Regions from separate parts of the Mus musculus genome. Here region 1 is linked to region 2. Evidence: chromatin loops called from intact Hi-C (ENCODE). Cell type or tissue: left cerebral cortex. All regions are shown on one strand.

The links. A loop is a pair of places that touch in the nucleus more often than their neighbours do. Peaks named below come from ENCODE experiments on the same cell type or tissue, not always from the same donor. Only the 100,000 strongest peaks of a DNase experiment are listed, where the experiment ranks them.
Region 1: it touches region 2 in a loop (2.4-fold over the local background); 5 of 42 quality-filtered maps call a loop at or near these places.

The regions. Positions count from the first base shown.
Region 1 is chr1:192,103,860-192,111,859 of GRCm38, reverse strand. It overlaps Rcor3 (REST corepressor 3), which reads left to right. Exons shown (of 12, transcript NM_001346740.1): 10 at 3,159-3,216. Among named protein-coding and RNA genes, the nearest start is that of Traf5, 15 kb to the right of the region's middle. In left cerebral cortex, a CTCF peak has its summit at 4,312; a DNase peak (open chromatin) is centred at 4,301.
Region 2 is chr1:191,589,300-191,597,299 of GRCm38, reverse strand. It overlaps Ints7 (integrator complex subunit 7), which reads right to left. Exons shown (of 20, transcript NM_178632.6): 5 at 2,827-2,873; 6 at 928-1,127; 7 at 291-413. Among named protein-coding and RNA genes, the nearest start is that of Ints7, 18 kb to the right of the region's middle. In left cerebral cortex, no CTCF peak of the experiment used is centred here; a DNase peak (open chromatin) is centred at 4,827; H3K4me3 peaks cover 371 bases; H3K27ac peaks cover 2,325 bases.

The DNA.
Region 1 (8,000 bases), 510 kb before region 2:
GGCTACACACACACACACACACACACACACACACACACACACACACACACACACACACACACACACACACACACACACACACACACTCACTCACACACACACACACACAGCTGTGCTGCAGCTCCTCCTGACTGCATTACTGGGTATACACCTGGGCCAAACATTCACACCCTGGAAACCGAATCCCACTCCTTCAGACAGACACTTTTCAGCTTTCACACAACTCCTGTGTATCCCTTTGGAATGTGACCCATTCTTAGTGTACCATTGGTCCAAATCCATTCAACAACCATATTTGAGTTCAGCTAAAACGTTAGTGCACTTCTGGGTGTGTGGGGACATGGGAGTCATAAAGGAGGAAACACATACCACTTTCTTTAAAAGCATAAAGCCTAATAGACGTACTTCACATTTAAGAAATGTATGAATAACTCCATTGTTTTATAAAAAAATTATTTTCAAACCTTCAAAACTGATTTGGATACATAAATAGTGTGTTTTGGTCCACACAGAACCTGGGCTCTACCTGGATGTCCTAGTGCCTTCTTTTTAGTGTATCACAAATGAAACTCATCCTTGCTTCACCTCTTGCCATCGCCCACAGGAGCATTTCTCGACTTGTGGCTTCTCAGCCGCAATGCCTTCTGCCAGCTGTCCAGGCCTGAGAGTTTTGTCCAGGTTAAAGCTGTGCCCCACTGCGCGTGCTCTCCCTCCCTCCCACCCCCCCACCCCCCCCCCCCACTTGCTTATGAGGTTGATGCAGGCTTACCACCTTGTTCTCATTGACTTCCTCTGGCTTTACTTCAAATCCTCCCCACACGGAGCTCAGGCTTCTCTCTCTGCACATGGACTGTGCCTTTCAGACACTGCTGAGGTTTAGATGAATGCATTTTTATAGTTTACATATTTCTGTTTAATTTTTGTTCTCTTTTCATGATACTTTTCCCATGAGCTTTAGCTCTGCAGATTTAACAGTCACCAATCAGCTGTTGTTGACTTAGGTGCTATCTCTAATTATAGTTCATATTCAGAGCGATTGATTTGTGAAGTGAGTGTTGCTGTTTGTGTAGGAGAGTCCCAGGGTAGAAACACACAGGAATCTCACCAGCAAGGATGTGCTTACTCTCTCCACTAACGTCAGTTGCTGTCTGTCCAGACCATCAGAGCACTGTTGTGTACGTCCATTACTGTAGTTAGTAAAATGCAAATACAGCACACACCAAATGACACTCTAGACAGATGAAAAGCTCAATGATGTCCGTGCAAGAGAATGGCTTCTGTCATCTGCAGAGTTGTTGACAGACAAAGCAACAGTTGGAAACAAAGACAGCCAAGTACTTGGAGAAGAATGATCTGAGCAATACATAGCTAAAGGGCTTGAGAAAAGCCTTGAAACCTCCAAAGAACGTGCCCACGTGATGCCTTCAAAGAGCAAAGCCCATGTGATGACCACTCAGTTCTGTGGTCAGAAGAGCAATGCCAGAGAGCACAAAGGTCTCAGCATGAGGCAGGCCCTCAGAAGGGCTCATCTGGTAAAGGGGCTCCCAACACAGGCCTGGGGACCTGAGTGTGAGCTCTGGAGCTCACATAACGGTGGAAGGAGACAACCAACTCTACAGAGTTGTTCTCAGACCTCCCCATGTCCACAAATGTGCATGGCACAGACATGCATCATATATACGTTGTAATAAATACTTTATTTCATAAAAAGATTGAACCAGTCTACAGTGTTTCCGTTTTCTAGGTCAGATAAGTTATAATAGGCCCTTTACTTTTTCACCATTTACTCTGAAATATTTGAATCCATTTTAAATGGTTTGAGTACTGATCTCCAGGAATCCAGTGAGCTCCTTTGGTCACCAGCTCAGAGTCTGCCCTTCTTCCAAGCTGCTGTCTTTCAGTGACGGTGCCTGAGTACCTGGTTGATTTCATTGGTTCCTTTTCCCTGGGGAGAGGGTTGCTGGGAATTTAAATTCCCAAACGCTCTCTGATCTGGGTCCCTGGCCCTCTTCGTGTATTTCATTTTGAAATAGGATCCCACTAAGTTGTCTAAGCTGTTCTGGAGCATCAGTCTGGAACTTGAGGTCCTCCTGCCTCAGCCTTCCAAGTAGCTGGAAGTACAGCCCTGCAACCCCCGGCTGAGCTGGCGAACTTACTGCGCCTGTGCGAGCCTATCCGAGCCCATCCTCTGCCTCCCTGTGGCCTGTGTCTCTACAGCTTGTTCTCTGCTCGCTCCCAGCTGCCATCCATCTCTCTTGTCTCTGGAATCCCGTCATTAGTATTTCTGATTTTGTTTTTCCTTGCTCTAGATCTTTAAGCTTTTTCCTTTTGTCCTTTCAACGTTTTGTTTCTGACTTTGAGGTTGCTTCTTCCTTCTGAATGCTCATTTATAGGAGTTGTGAACCTCTTTTCATTGATGTTACCCAGAGGTGAGAGCTGATGTCCTTTCTCAAAGGGCACTACCGACTCCTCCCCTGTATGTCCAGGCACCGTGCCAGCTTACTTTCCCTGAGCAGTGCCTCCTGTGATCATCTGTGAGCTAGTACACTGCGGCTCTATACTCCTCTCCCTCTGCTCCTAACAGCCCTTGATTTATTTGTCGTTATTTTGAACTATTGAAATCTCGTTACATTGTTGATACTGTAGAATTTTTAACAATGATTTTGGAAGAAATATTAGGAAGTCCTGGGATTTAAAAAAAAAAAAAAAGTCTTATCAATGGTTCATTTTCTGCTTCAGAAATTAAAGACACGCGTTAGGACTTGGGTTTATCCTCCATTTTAGTCTAATTTGTACAACTATTTTAGGTGAAATAATAGTTTTACTTGATGTGAGTGAAGAAATATTATATCTCTAAAGAAAACGATCTCTTAGATGTTCAGACTGGGCTAAAACCAGTATCTGTGGTATGAAGTAGGAATACTGTAAGTGGGAAATGTCAGTGTTGTGCAGCCTCTCACATGGGTGCAGTTTTCTTTCATTACCTTTCTGTGTGGATAAAAGGTAATCAAGATGTGTTTTATCCTCCTGAAAACAAAACCCCCATGACTCCGCATATTAGTCTCATGTCTATGATTTGGTGAAAAGTTTTTTTAAAGCAAGTTGGAAAAATGTCTGTCTTCATATCCTCATTAGGAAACCTCTTTTTAATTTTGTAGTCAAATCAGAAAATTAATGCCCGTTGGACCACAGAGGAGCAGCTTCTAGCAGTGCAAGGTATACTAAAGATAAGCAGTAATTGTTGTTCATCACGATTAACTGTCATGCAAGGTGCCCGCCACAGTCCTTCCTTCTCTAGAAGTGGGTCACCGTGTCATCCTGGTGATCAGGGATTGTGTGTTGTGTTTCTGGGTGTGGCATACTGAATCTGTGCATTTAGGGTCCTGAGGAGCATAGCCAGTCACCTGGTGCTCTGTGGCTCAGCTTCAGGGTGTCTCTGTCACACTGAAGAGTGCTTATGAACATAAACTCTAAGGTTCTTAATTTGTCTAACTTCTGTATTTGATTAAGTGTGAGGTGACTGAAAATTTTAACTATGTGCTTTCAGCGTGTTATTTTCCACAAAGAGATAGATCACTGGGTTCCTTTAAGAGACCACAGGCACTGTGAGCATGTGCTACCGTGTCTGGTGCAGTTTGTGAGAACATTCAGTGGCTGCACCCGTGGACAAATGGGGAATGTTGTAAACTTGGGTTTTCTTCTGCTCTGCTCTGCTCTGCTCTGCTCAATGGCAGATTGTACATTTTGTTTAGGATTCTGCTGCTCTTTTAAGATGAACTCTGCAGAATTCGTTGTGTGAATTAAACGTGGTCTGCTTCTTGTTTTTGAGCCCTCGTTGTGCTGAGCGGGAAGAGCTTCTTACTGGGGCTCCCAGGAAGCAAGAGCACAGAGTGTGTAACACCCCAAACACTCATCCTCCTCTTTGCTTAGAGCTTGCATCACGTGTATTTAGTGCTGTGGCTTAGAACTCTGCTAAGAGTTTGAGCAGGCCTGCCTTTTATTCATGCAAAGCCCGTTTTCCTTCACTATGGTGTTGCCTGATAAGAACTGACCCCTGGTCTGCAGTGTTCGGTTAGTATGTTAGTTCTGGATCGTGATAGATATTATTCCAGCAAAGGATTTTCTGAAGAGAATGTCCAAGGGAAACTTGGGGTGATCTTTCTCCACACAGCACTTGAGATTTGATAGTGTGATGAACTGTTTTCAGGGGCAGAGTCCACAAAATGGAATAGCTTGGTTGCACCATACATAGCTGCACTGAAAGAAAAGGCTGTAGTGAGATTCCTGTACACAGCCCGAGCTGTGTGTGCAGACAGCTAGAGGGCAGTGTTGATGCCTAGAGTCACACGTCTTCCTGCTGAGGCATGGCCAGTGCTCTGTGATGCACATTTAGAAAGTTACCTTTAAATAAATTATTCTAACAGCAGTTTGAGTGGAAGTATACTTGTTGTAGGGTTTTTTTTTTTTAAGGTCCTTCTAAAATAATGTGTTAATGCCTCATTTTTAGTTCTTCAAACTAAATATCATTTGGAATTTTTGTTTGGCCATTTTGTTTCTATTCTTAGTACATAAGTGGAAACAATATGTATCTATTTGTGTCTAAAGTAGTTGATGTAGAAGGATTTAAGTATGCTCTTTTGTCCAATATGCCCACACATTAACATAAAGACCTTAACATCTATCTTTTTTTTTTTTTTGGTTTTTCGAGACAGGGTTTCTCTGTGTAGCCCTGGCTGTCCTGGAACTCACTCTGTAGACCAGGCTGGCCTCGAACTCAGAAATCTGCCTTCCTCTGCCTCCTAAGTGCTGGGATTAAAGGCATGTGCCACCACTGCCTGGCCTTAACATCTATCTTAAAAACTGTACTGTAGCAGTGCCCAGGGCCCCAGTCTCTGGTTGAGGTGTGTGCATAACTGTAGTATCTGTTTAATGAGAAGCAAGCCTTTGCTATCAAGATGCTACTTAGCAAGCAGTTTTTTCCTTTATATTTGTAAGAAATCTTTACATGGTAAATCCTTTAACAGACACTTCAGTACTTGAAAGTTATAACAAATTTTGTTTTGATATTAACATGTTTTAATTTCTATCACACTATATTCAGGATATGTGATACATGTGTACTGCTGTGACACCCTTTGTAAAGTGTTCTGCCTTACTCAGAATGGACTGTTAGTGACCCAGAAAAGTGAGAGGTGCTGTTGTTGAGATTAGTAACTCAATTTGAATATACTTCCGTGGTAACTCTTTTAAAACCACAAGTACAACAAGATCATCTTCATTCCTAGGGTTCAAATAGTATATCGCACCTTTCCTGTTGTTACCAACTGGTTGCTGACATTTTAAGCACTTCCCTTCCTTTCTTCCCTAGTGGAAAGTGAAGACATGAATCAGTCAGGTGTGGCAGGAATCTATGTGCTTCTGTAGCTTCCTTGTGCCCATTCTAGATCTGCTGTGATCTCAGTGGGACATCATTAGTGCCAGTAAGAATGGCTCTTCTGTTTCTCCATGTGTGTGGCCTTTTTCATGTGATATTAGTCTCCGAAAAGCATACATTTATATGGTAACACAGGAGGAATGTAGCATGCAGTGCTTACTGTTGTTGTTTTAGTCTATCTCAGAATATATTCGTATCCTAGTGCTTAGAAGATTCAGTCTCTGATCTTAATGCTATTTGAGAAAGAAAAAAAAAAGGCAAAATGTTAGCATGGTGTCAGCTTTAGATGTCTACTTTCACTTTCCCTGCCGTGGCCTCTAACTCAGGGAGCAGAGGCCCTGTGTCTGAGGGCTGGGGCTGTGTTGAAAGTTGCCATCTCTTATGCTCTTCGTACTATTGATCTTTTTAAGAAAAATGAAGCTACAAATCTAGAAATTGCCTTTTTAGATTTATCTCATAGTTAAGAGCCCAAAATGAGAATGGTTCATCAAGTAGAAAGCAGTTGGTTTGACCACTGATAAAATGTAGAGATGGTAAATCTAGTCCATGAATAATCAAAAGGACGTAGAATAGCAAACTAGTACTTTGGTATTTAGGTTAGGTATTTTAGTACTCCCTTTAGGTTTGAAGTATCCTGTCTATTGTAACAGAGGTCGTGAGTGCAGACATCTTAGAGTCTGTCAACCTCTGGTATGCCACTTCAGGTCATCACTCACTCAAATCTCCCATTGCTTTTGGAGTGGAATTGAACTTACCATGTGAAAGATGTGAAGGCAGGACTCAGAGAGCAGCAGTGAGCAGTGGAAGGGAAAACCATGGTTTGAACTTCACTGTCTATATAATCCTTATTGTCTGTATCTGATTAATAAGTCTATAGAAAGTAGAAAAAGGCATATCCCCAGAGATGTGAGTTTAAAACGTATATCTTAGTTACTGTAAAGGCCATATCCGTACAGTTTTTAGATGCCAATACTCTTATTTCAAAATGGACTTTTGGTAAACTTGTATTCCCCAGTTATATTAAGTATATTAAGTCTCCCTTTTCACGACAATGACTCTTGTTGTGAGAAGCAGGGAGAATCCCTCAAGTTCTTCTGCCTTTGAGCCACTGTGAGCGCTTTGCTTTCTCTTGTCTCTAAATACCAAATGCAGTATCCATGCTGTCTGTCCTTCTGGCTTCTAAACCATGACCATAATTGGGAAACACTGCCTATGTGCTCCTAAAGTGTGAGTGGACACAGTCCTCCAGCTGAGTCTGGGTTACTCAGGCAGTGCCTGTGTCTGTCTTTACTAGTAAGAAAATTACCTTTAAGATAAATAAGCAATGTTTAAGAAGATGTATGTCATGGTATATTTATGCCAGATAATGCAGAACAGTGACAGGAAGAGGTGAACCATCACAAAGTGTGATGGCGACAGTCCCCTAGTCCCATTGTTCTTAATTCCCAGACAAATTTTTTTAAAAATCCCATCAAATATTGAAAGTAATTACTTGCAAGAATAGGAAGTTTAGAAACCTGACTGAAAGCAATATTTCCCTCTCTGTTTGGTTCTGGAGGGGTCTCCAGACTGACTGCTGACATTTGAACCTTTTGCCCTTAGAGGCAAACTGTCCACTTAGATATACCTTAAACCATTTGACAGATTTAACAATCATTGTATTTAAACTCCCTTGCTGAGGAAGCATAGACTGCCTTGCTTGTTACAGACCATGTAAAGAGCATGGGTCACCTCTCCCCAAGGTACAGAGTGAGACTTGGTGGCTCTGACACAGTGGCCTCAGCTTACTGCTCATCAGTGTTCTGCATTAGGCTGTCCTCTGATTCCCTGACTGAGATTCTTCTGAAGGAGCTGTCCCAGTGCAGCAGCTGACTGCTCACCGTTGTGTAGACCTTAAGAGTTTCCTCTTCTAGACAATATGCTGATCCCTACTACTTTGTATAGGTTCTTAAAGGTTCCATCTCCTGAGCAAAACAAACTGTTGACTAGTTCTAGGAATATAAACATGATCTACATTCCACCATTGGCAAAGGAAATAGATCAGTCAGTAAAGTGCAAGGCACTAGGGCCTTGGTTCAATCCTAGGACCGAGGTCAAAAGACAAAACCCAAAACAGGTATGGTAGAGTGCACTTGCAGCCCCAGTGCTGGGAGGCAGTGACTGGCAGATCCCAGGGACTCTGGACTCTGACCTGCCAGCTTCCGCTGCTTGGTGAGTTCTATGAAACAGAGAGACCTTATCTCAAAAAACCCAGATGGACACAGAGCCACCCTACCTGGATGGTATGTGAGGAACACCACCACCTGAGCTTGTCCTCTGGCTTCCGTATGCCATGTACATACGCATGTGTATGTGCACATGTGCGCACACACACTTGCACACAGGCATGCACACGCGCGCGCACACACACACACACTTCAAGGCACTGTGTTTGGCCCTCATAGTTTGAGGAAAAACAAGAGAAGTAAACCTTATGGTAAAGAAAACTACATTTCCTGAGCACATTATACAGCGTTAAGTAACGCCAGTGAAGCTCTGCATTTTCTCCAGGTTTTTCCACATCATG
Region 2 (8,000 bases):
CTTTCAGTCCAGCTCCAGAAGTATCTGGTGCCTCCTGGCCTTGAATGTCATCTGCACTCATGGGAACACATCACATTCAGATATCAAATAAGCAAGACAACTGCCTGATGACAGAGGAACTAAACTCTACATGGCAAGACCAAGCTTTACAGGGATGTCACTCTGGTTTGAGTTCATCTCTGGGGGGTTTCAGTTGCCTCACTGTGAAGTATTAAAGGCAGAAATTTCATCTGTACTGTGCCACCCTGGCTTAGGTAACTTAGCATTTCTTTTTCTTAAGTACCATGTACCTGAATATTCTCCTTACTCCACGTGTGTGGTGTCTTACTAGCAAGCAGCTTCAGATCCTGAACAGCAAGTCTCTTCACGGCTTTCCTGGGGTCATTCTTCAAATACTGCAGCAGAAGCTGAATCTACAGAGACAGCAAAGTCATTCTGTGAATAAGTCCGTGCCTGAAACTGTCAATAGAGGCCAGTGCTATGCTACTTAGGGAGACTCTTAGAATACAGAATGGACTCCCTGTAGCTCAGAGCTCTCACTAGCAGCTACAGACTCAGGCTTGGACCTCTTTCTCCTTATACACAAATGGTACTGTGTAACTTGTCAGATTCCAGCAGAGGACCTGGCAGTTATGATACTCTATCATTTCTTTCCTACCTACCAACAACATATCCTTCTACATATTTCCTAATGTCTGTGTCCTCCAGAGCTCACAAGTATGAGAGAGAGAGAGACAGAGAGTGTGTGTGAGAGAGAGAGAGAGAGAGGGAGAGAGAGAGAGAGAGGATGAATGTGTAAAAGAGAAAGCTAACTGACCCTTGTCAAAGACTCCTTAGCATTATTAAGACTTAGGGTTGTTTATTTTTTTATCACAAACTAGGTATGTACATTTATAAAGAATAAGCCATTAAAGAAAATGGAATTACCTGCTTGGGTGTGTCAACCAAAGAGGAGGCTGCCAGCAGAGTGAAAGTGTGCAGAGACACGATGACCATCTTGGTGGAGGGGTAGGACGTGACCAGCTGCTGCAGGAGCTGGCGGGCGCTGGAGGCCAGGAGGGCATCGTGGTGCATGTGCTGCAGGATCGGGATCAGCTTCAGCTTCAGGTCCACCGGTGTAGCTAAGCCTGAGTGCAACAAGTGTGTCAGGTGTCTCACCACTATTAACGAGAGCTCAGATTGTTTTTAATTAAAAAATAAGAAAGGTATAATTTGATTAGCAAAGTTTCACTTACAAACAACTTGTATTATATACCATAATGGTTATAACATTAAAGATAATTATACCAGAACTAACCAACAAATTCAGTAGATTTATCAGAAAGTATGGTAGTAAAAACTGCTTGGGTCTCTCTACATAGCCCTGGCGGACCTGGAACTTGCTATAGAGCAGGTTGGTCTTGAAATCATAGAGCTCTGCCAGCCACTGCCTCCCAAGCACTGGGATCAAAGACGGGCACCACCATGTCCAGCACACGGCTTTTAAAGGCACAGTAGGGGCAGCACGAGGGTTCTGCTGCTTCCTTCCTGAGGGCTAGAAAAGCTCTTGGGAGCTTGGGATACATCAGCCCGTAGCATGTGTTACCTATCCTTTTTTAAATGATTCCTTTATAAAATGCCCCTTAGATTATCTTAACAAAAGATGGTATCATATGTAACGCAGCAGGCATTTAATAAATACCTGCTCAGGGGGCTGGAAAGATGGCTCAACTGTTACGAGCAGTGGTTGCTCTTCTAGATGACATGGGTTTGCTGCCCACTATCCACATCATGGTTTACAACCTTCTCTACTTCTAGCTCCACAGGATCTCACGCCCTCTCTGACATTCCTGGGCATCAGGCTTCACATGGTGCATAAACACACATGCAGGCAAAACACGCTTACGCACAAAATAAAATTAAAAACCAACAACACCAACAAAAACCAGTAACACAAAAACCTGCTCAGTGAATGGGTGATTTTCTTCATAATGTCACAAAGCTAGCCTCACTGGAACACCAATTTTGGTACAAGGGGGAAAAAAAAAAGAAAGAAAAAGAAAAAGTAATAAAAGAGAGCAGGCTAAAATTGCATTTGTCTCTTGTTCTCTGAGTGAGCAAATTCTCTTTACATTTAAATTACATAAAAAATATCCTATCTAGAGAGGCAAACAGCACAGGGCCTAAAAGCTGAAGTCTCAAGACCAAATGGCTTGAGTTCATTGCCTCATTCCATCTCATTTGTCCATCACCCAGCTGCACAGCACAGCAAGACCTTTTCAGAGGGAAGAGGGAGCAGTGTTCCTGCGAACTGCACAAGGCTAAAGCCAGAGCTGCCTATTAAGAGACACTATGAGGATAACATGGGGTCATGGTACACGATTGGGGCCTGATCTTAGTTGCAAGGGGAAAGTCCTGGATGGATGCTATCAGATAGACCCGAAAAGCTTGTACTGGTACTGCTCCCCTCTCTGCAGGCCACATCTTTTCCTTCCTTGACGTCGCTTCATTAGGGCTCTGTCATCAACTCAGGTAAAGCACAAGTCCTCCTGCCCTCCACCATGTCACCCATGCTTGGGACTCTCCCTGCCAATTTCTCTGCAGCACTTGCTACATCCTGTCTGCATCTGTCTACAGCTCACTAGACTAGAACTTAGGTTACATGACAGTAAGGGTCTTGCTTTATTTCTATACTCTAAGTACCTCAGGCATTTTTGGCATACAGAACATACTTAGTATTGTTTTAAATAATGACTAGCACACAGTATATACCTAATAATCAGGAGCAAACATTATTAACAAGATTCCTAGTAAGCCTCTTTACATTATCAAATAAAATATACATACCTTGAATCATTTCACTGATTTTGTTACAGATCCCCACAGCAAAATCCCTTTAGAAAGAGAAAATTAAAACAATTGGCAAAAACATTGAAAAATTACAGAATTAAATGTGATTAAGGTAGGTTTGAGTTTTTTGTCTGTTTGGTTTTTTTTGTTTGTTTTGTTTTAGTTCTTGGTTTTTAGAGACAGGGTTTCTTTGTATAGCCTTCACTGTCCTGGAACTAACTCTATAGACCAGCCCGGCTTCAAACTCACAGAGATCCACCTGCCTCTGCTTCCCAAGTAATGGAACTAAAGGTGTGTGCCACCACTGCCAGGCTGTGATTAAGTTTTATAAGTGAAAAGAACACAATTATAGCAGCATCAATACTCCAAATTACAACCAAGACTTTGCAGGCTCTGGCAGTACTTTTCCAGGCTTGCCTGAGGGAAAGATGCTGACCAGTGTGCCTGCTGGATCAGCCTGAGACTTAGCAAGAACCAAGGTCCCCACTCCACACACGCCTGCGGATGCCCCGTAACACAAGCTCTGAACATATGGACAACAGATAGGCCCTAGTATGGAAGGATCTGAGATGCAAGCAAATACAGACTGACTCTTCATTTCCCAAACTGCCTAAAGGAGCTGTTTCAAGACACAGTTTTTTGATTCTAACAGAAACATCACTCAATACCAAAAAAACTTAATAACATGAACATCTAGAATAAAATGTTACATAACGTGCTTTACACAGCAAAACTAAGTGATGTGCAGGACATAAAGTACGATTTGCAATTCATTACAAGTCTAAATAAAGTATTCCCAGCTGCTAAGATATATTCTGTCCATTTCAAGTCAATGAGAGTTCTCTATACACCAGACAATGAAGACTTCACCTCTTGACAGCTAATGCAATGTGCTTTCTTCTGTTTTCTAGATTTTCTTTGTGGTTTTTTGTAGTACTGGGAATCAAATCTAGGCCTCTGCACACACTGAGCAAGCCTTATACTAATAAGCTATATCCTGGTCCTAGAAAGGTCCTAGATGACGAGTTTGACATATAAATATGAGTATGATTGACCCAGTGGGCTGAGTTCCTCTAGTATACTTGCATTATCTTAGACCACCTATCTTAATCTGCATACCCTCCCTATCAGCCAGACTTTGAGATCACAAAGTTCCCTGTGTGATTGCAGATCATAAGAAGTTGTACAGCACTATCGATCAAGCTAAAGAAAGAGCTGCCATCTTCATGAATTTAGCTGTGCTTGCTTCCAAAGACCACACCTGGACTTACTGACTGACTCTGTCCCCTCATAGAAATGAGGGACACGGAGGGCCATGGCACGCTTACCTGAGTATCCAGCCACCACTCCCAATCAGTCATATGCAAGTCTGTCTTAATTGCATGTGGCCTTGGGAGGGGCTACAGTACATGTGGGGAGAAGACTAGGGGAAGGGAACTCCATCTGAAGGTATGGGGAAGCCATTATACATGCTGGATGAAGACTTTTCGGTGTGGCCCCAAAGGTGCTACACACTGCTGTCAACAAGCCCTTGCTCACCCAGGCTCTGCGAGCAAGTGCAGTGAGCTCAACGGCTCCTCATAATTGCAATACTTCAGCTGTCAGCTCCCCCGGGCCCTCCAGGACCAGCAGGCACTGCCTAGCCCTCCAGGGAGAACCCACAGCGTGAGCACACCTTGCCTTGCTTTGCAGTAAAACTGAAAATTTTCTCAAACTTTTATTTGTGCAATACCTTCTTATAAAAAGAAGTAAGAAAATGCATTTTCGTTATCCTTCCGGGAAGATCATTGCTTTGAAAGTGAAAGACTTATTTCCTCAGCCTGTGGTTATGTAAGATGACGAGATGCTAAAAAGATGGAATTCCTGACTCAGTCTAAAGAATTACAAAGCTGCAAGGAGGAAAAACCAAGACTGTGAGCACACGATTCCTTGCAGTGCAGACGCTAATGTACTGTTTTCCTTGTAAAGACACTAACTTCCTGTCTTACTCAACAAAACTCTTTCACAAAGAACTAAGATGCCAATGACATTTCAACGACTATTTTGAGACTATGAGCTGGAATTCAAAGAGTAGGGCTGAGTGTTTTAGCAACAGGCAGCTGTGCTCCTTACAAACAGCTCAGTGCTTGAAAGCACTGGCTCCTACTGCACAAGACCCAGGGTTGGTTCCCAGGACCCATCCAGCAGCTTACAACCACCTATATCTCTAGTTGCAGGAGATCCAATGATCTCTTCTGGCCTCTGTGGGCTCCAGGCACATATGTGCACATAGAATCAGTCACGGTTAATTGGCACAGTGCCTCAGCCAAGCAAGAACACACTTGAACTGAGGGGCTGCCAGCTCATGCCGCCCGCACCGACTGCAGTCAGTGAGGAGATCAAGCACTGCCCGTGTCTGACTGCGGTGAGGGGTTTGCAACAGTTCCACCTAATTACAGAATGTTTTCTTTTACATGAACTCTTGACAACAAACACATTTTGTGTTAAGTAACATTTGCTTCAGTCTCATGGCTTATCCAGGTACAATGGCATTGGCATCATCCATCCACCCACCCACCCACCCATCCATCCACCATGTTTGGTAAAAGGACATGGATGAGGTAGCAAGAACCAAGGCAATGCCAGCAACTGTCCCAGGTCACGTGTTCTTCATTACTGTAAACTCATATTAAGGAGAGAACACAAGCTAGTTGTATGCAACAGTCTCAGCAAAACTGAAACTACTCATTGTATTCAATTTAAAAAACACATACAGCACCAGTCCAAATGTTTGGGATAAGATATAAATGTATGCTTTCCTGGGACACAGATACTTAGACTTCCCTACTTGCCAAAGATTTTTCTTGGAAGAGGAGTTAAAGTCAACTGATAACATTAGGCAAATTACTGAGAATCTTTTATAACAAGTACAGTACTCTAGCTGTCAGCAAAAATTACAATTACAGCAAACAAACTTTTTACCATGAGCATGAAAGTTTAACGCTTACAAGTCCTTCTGACTAAACTGGTGTGGTGCTCTCATATGCAGGTGGAACATTTACAAGATCTGAGTAATACAAGTACATCAGTGCTTCCTAACAGACCAAATGACAAGGTATTAAAGCGTTCATGAACCTAAGACAGCTTCACAAACCTCCCTTCTTTCCACCACTACTTGTGGGAGATGGGATTTTCTTTACACACTTTAGTCAAAATGTTACTGAGAAAGCAGATGAGTGAGATTTTAGCCAGGCCTTGAAGATCTTTGAAAAAAATGTTTAAGGCTATTTTTCTCACAAAATAATTTGTTTTTGGAAAATAAACACTTTTATAAAGCTATTTTACACTAAAATAAGTATCTACCAACACATTTTTTATTTAAGGGTGTAAAGGCAGGCCATATGTGGCAGCATGCACCTGCAGTCCCAATAATTGGGAACTAAGGCCGGAGGATCTCAAGTTTGAGACGAGCCTAAGCTACACAGAGAGATGCTTCTGAGATCCCCCCCTCTCAACAGAAGAACTATGAAGGCACTTCTTCAGCACTCAGCTTTGGCCATTAGCCATCTCTCTGGAGAGTCCTCGCCCACCCACTGTGGCTACTTCAACAGCACAGTTAATGGTATTTGTGCTAACAAAGCTTTGACTTTGTTGTTGTCACTAGTATTTAGAATAATATCTAGACATGGTGGATTGTCGGTACATGGTCCAAGAATGGAGTCCTATGAGGAGAATTCTGAGTGCCTATAGGAACATTCCAAGACAACAAGACAAGTGTCTTGTGACGTTTTTCTTGGAGTGTTTTCATGTTGCTCTCGGGTGTAGCTGAGTTTACTTTAAATTACTCACTATGGCTTGTCAATGTTATGCAATTAAATGTCTAACTATCCTTTATATGCCTCTATAGAAAAATATGCTTTTGCCACATATGGCTTGAACTCGTAAGAACTTTACTCAGGTGACCCTTTCTTAGCCCTCAGGTTGCGTATGGACTGTTTGGTGCCCTGAATAGAATTGGCATAAGAGTTGTGCCTAAGATTCTAGTCCCCCTTTACCAGCTCCATTCTCTCAGCACCCACTGCCTCAAAGGCAATGGCAGTGGATATTCAGCAAGGTATTTTCAAAACCTTGAAGAACAATTCTAAAGTTTAAGAATCTAGTTTAAGCTCTTTGGGCCTAAAAATGCAGAGTAGGAGTCTTCTGATTTTTTTTTTTTAATTTTTGGTTTAATAATAAATTCTTGGTGTCACTACTGAAACTGCCGAGACTAAAGAAAGTCATCTGATGTTCTAGTTGTGCAACCCCAGCCTTCATCTCTGTGTCATACCAAGCCTGACAGCCCAGAGCAGACATTCCTGCAATACAGCCATGGGTTGGTGCCACTGGACAGCTGCCCCTTTCTAATGAAGTAGAATTCTTTTTAATTAGTGGCTGGAAGGGGACACCACTCTATGTTCACTTCACCCCTGAAGCTAGCCAGCACAATCTCTTCTACAACATACCACCCTAACCCTTTCAGGCAACCGAGATGCAGCCATAGCAGCACAGGCGCAGAATAGAGTAAATATGTTCTTTTTCCTTCTTTTTCTTTTTGGAGATAGGGTCCCACTATGTATCCCAGTTTAAGCTGGCCTTAAACTCTCAGAGATCCACCTGCCTCTGTCTCCTGAGTGCTGGGATTAAATGGATGGACCAGTATGCCTGACTAAATAAAATTTTAAATTGCATTTGACCAGTTACTTTGATTTAAGCAAGATGTAGAACTGAAAGAAATAACAGAAACCCACTAATGTTGGAGGAGACTCATGATCTCAAGCCAAGAAAAGATAAAAATTATGTATATACTTTGACAAATAAGTGCTTCAGGCTTTCCTATTAATCTGGCACTATATAATACAAATACAAGTATATATTACTGAAAACTAATGTTGAATAGCAATTTCCTCTAAACTGAAACAGTCTGCCCCTACGACTACGTAAGACTCAGAAAGTGAACTAGAGAGATGGCTCAGCGGTTAAGAGCACTGATTACTCTTCCAGAGGTCCTGAGTTCAATTCCCAGCAACCACATGATGGCTCACAACCATTTGTAATGGAATCCGATGCCCTCTTCTGGTGTGTCTGAAGACAGCAATAGTGTACTCACATACATAAAATAAATAAATCTTTTTAAAAAAAGACTCATAAAGTAA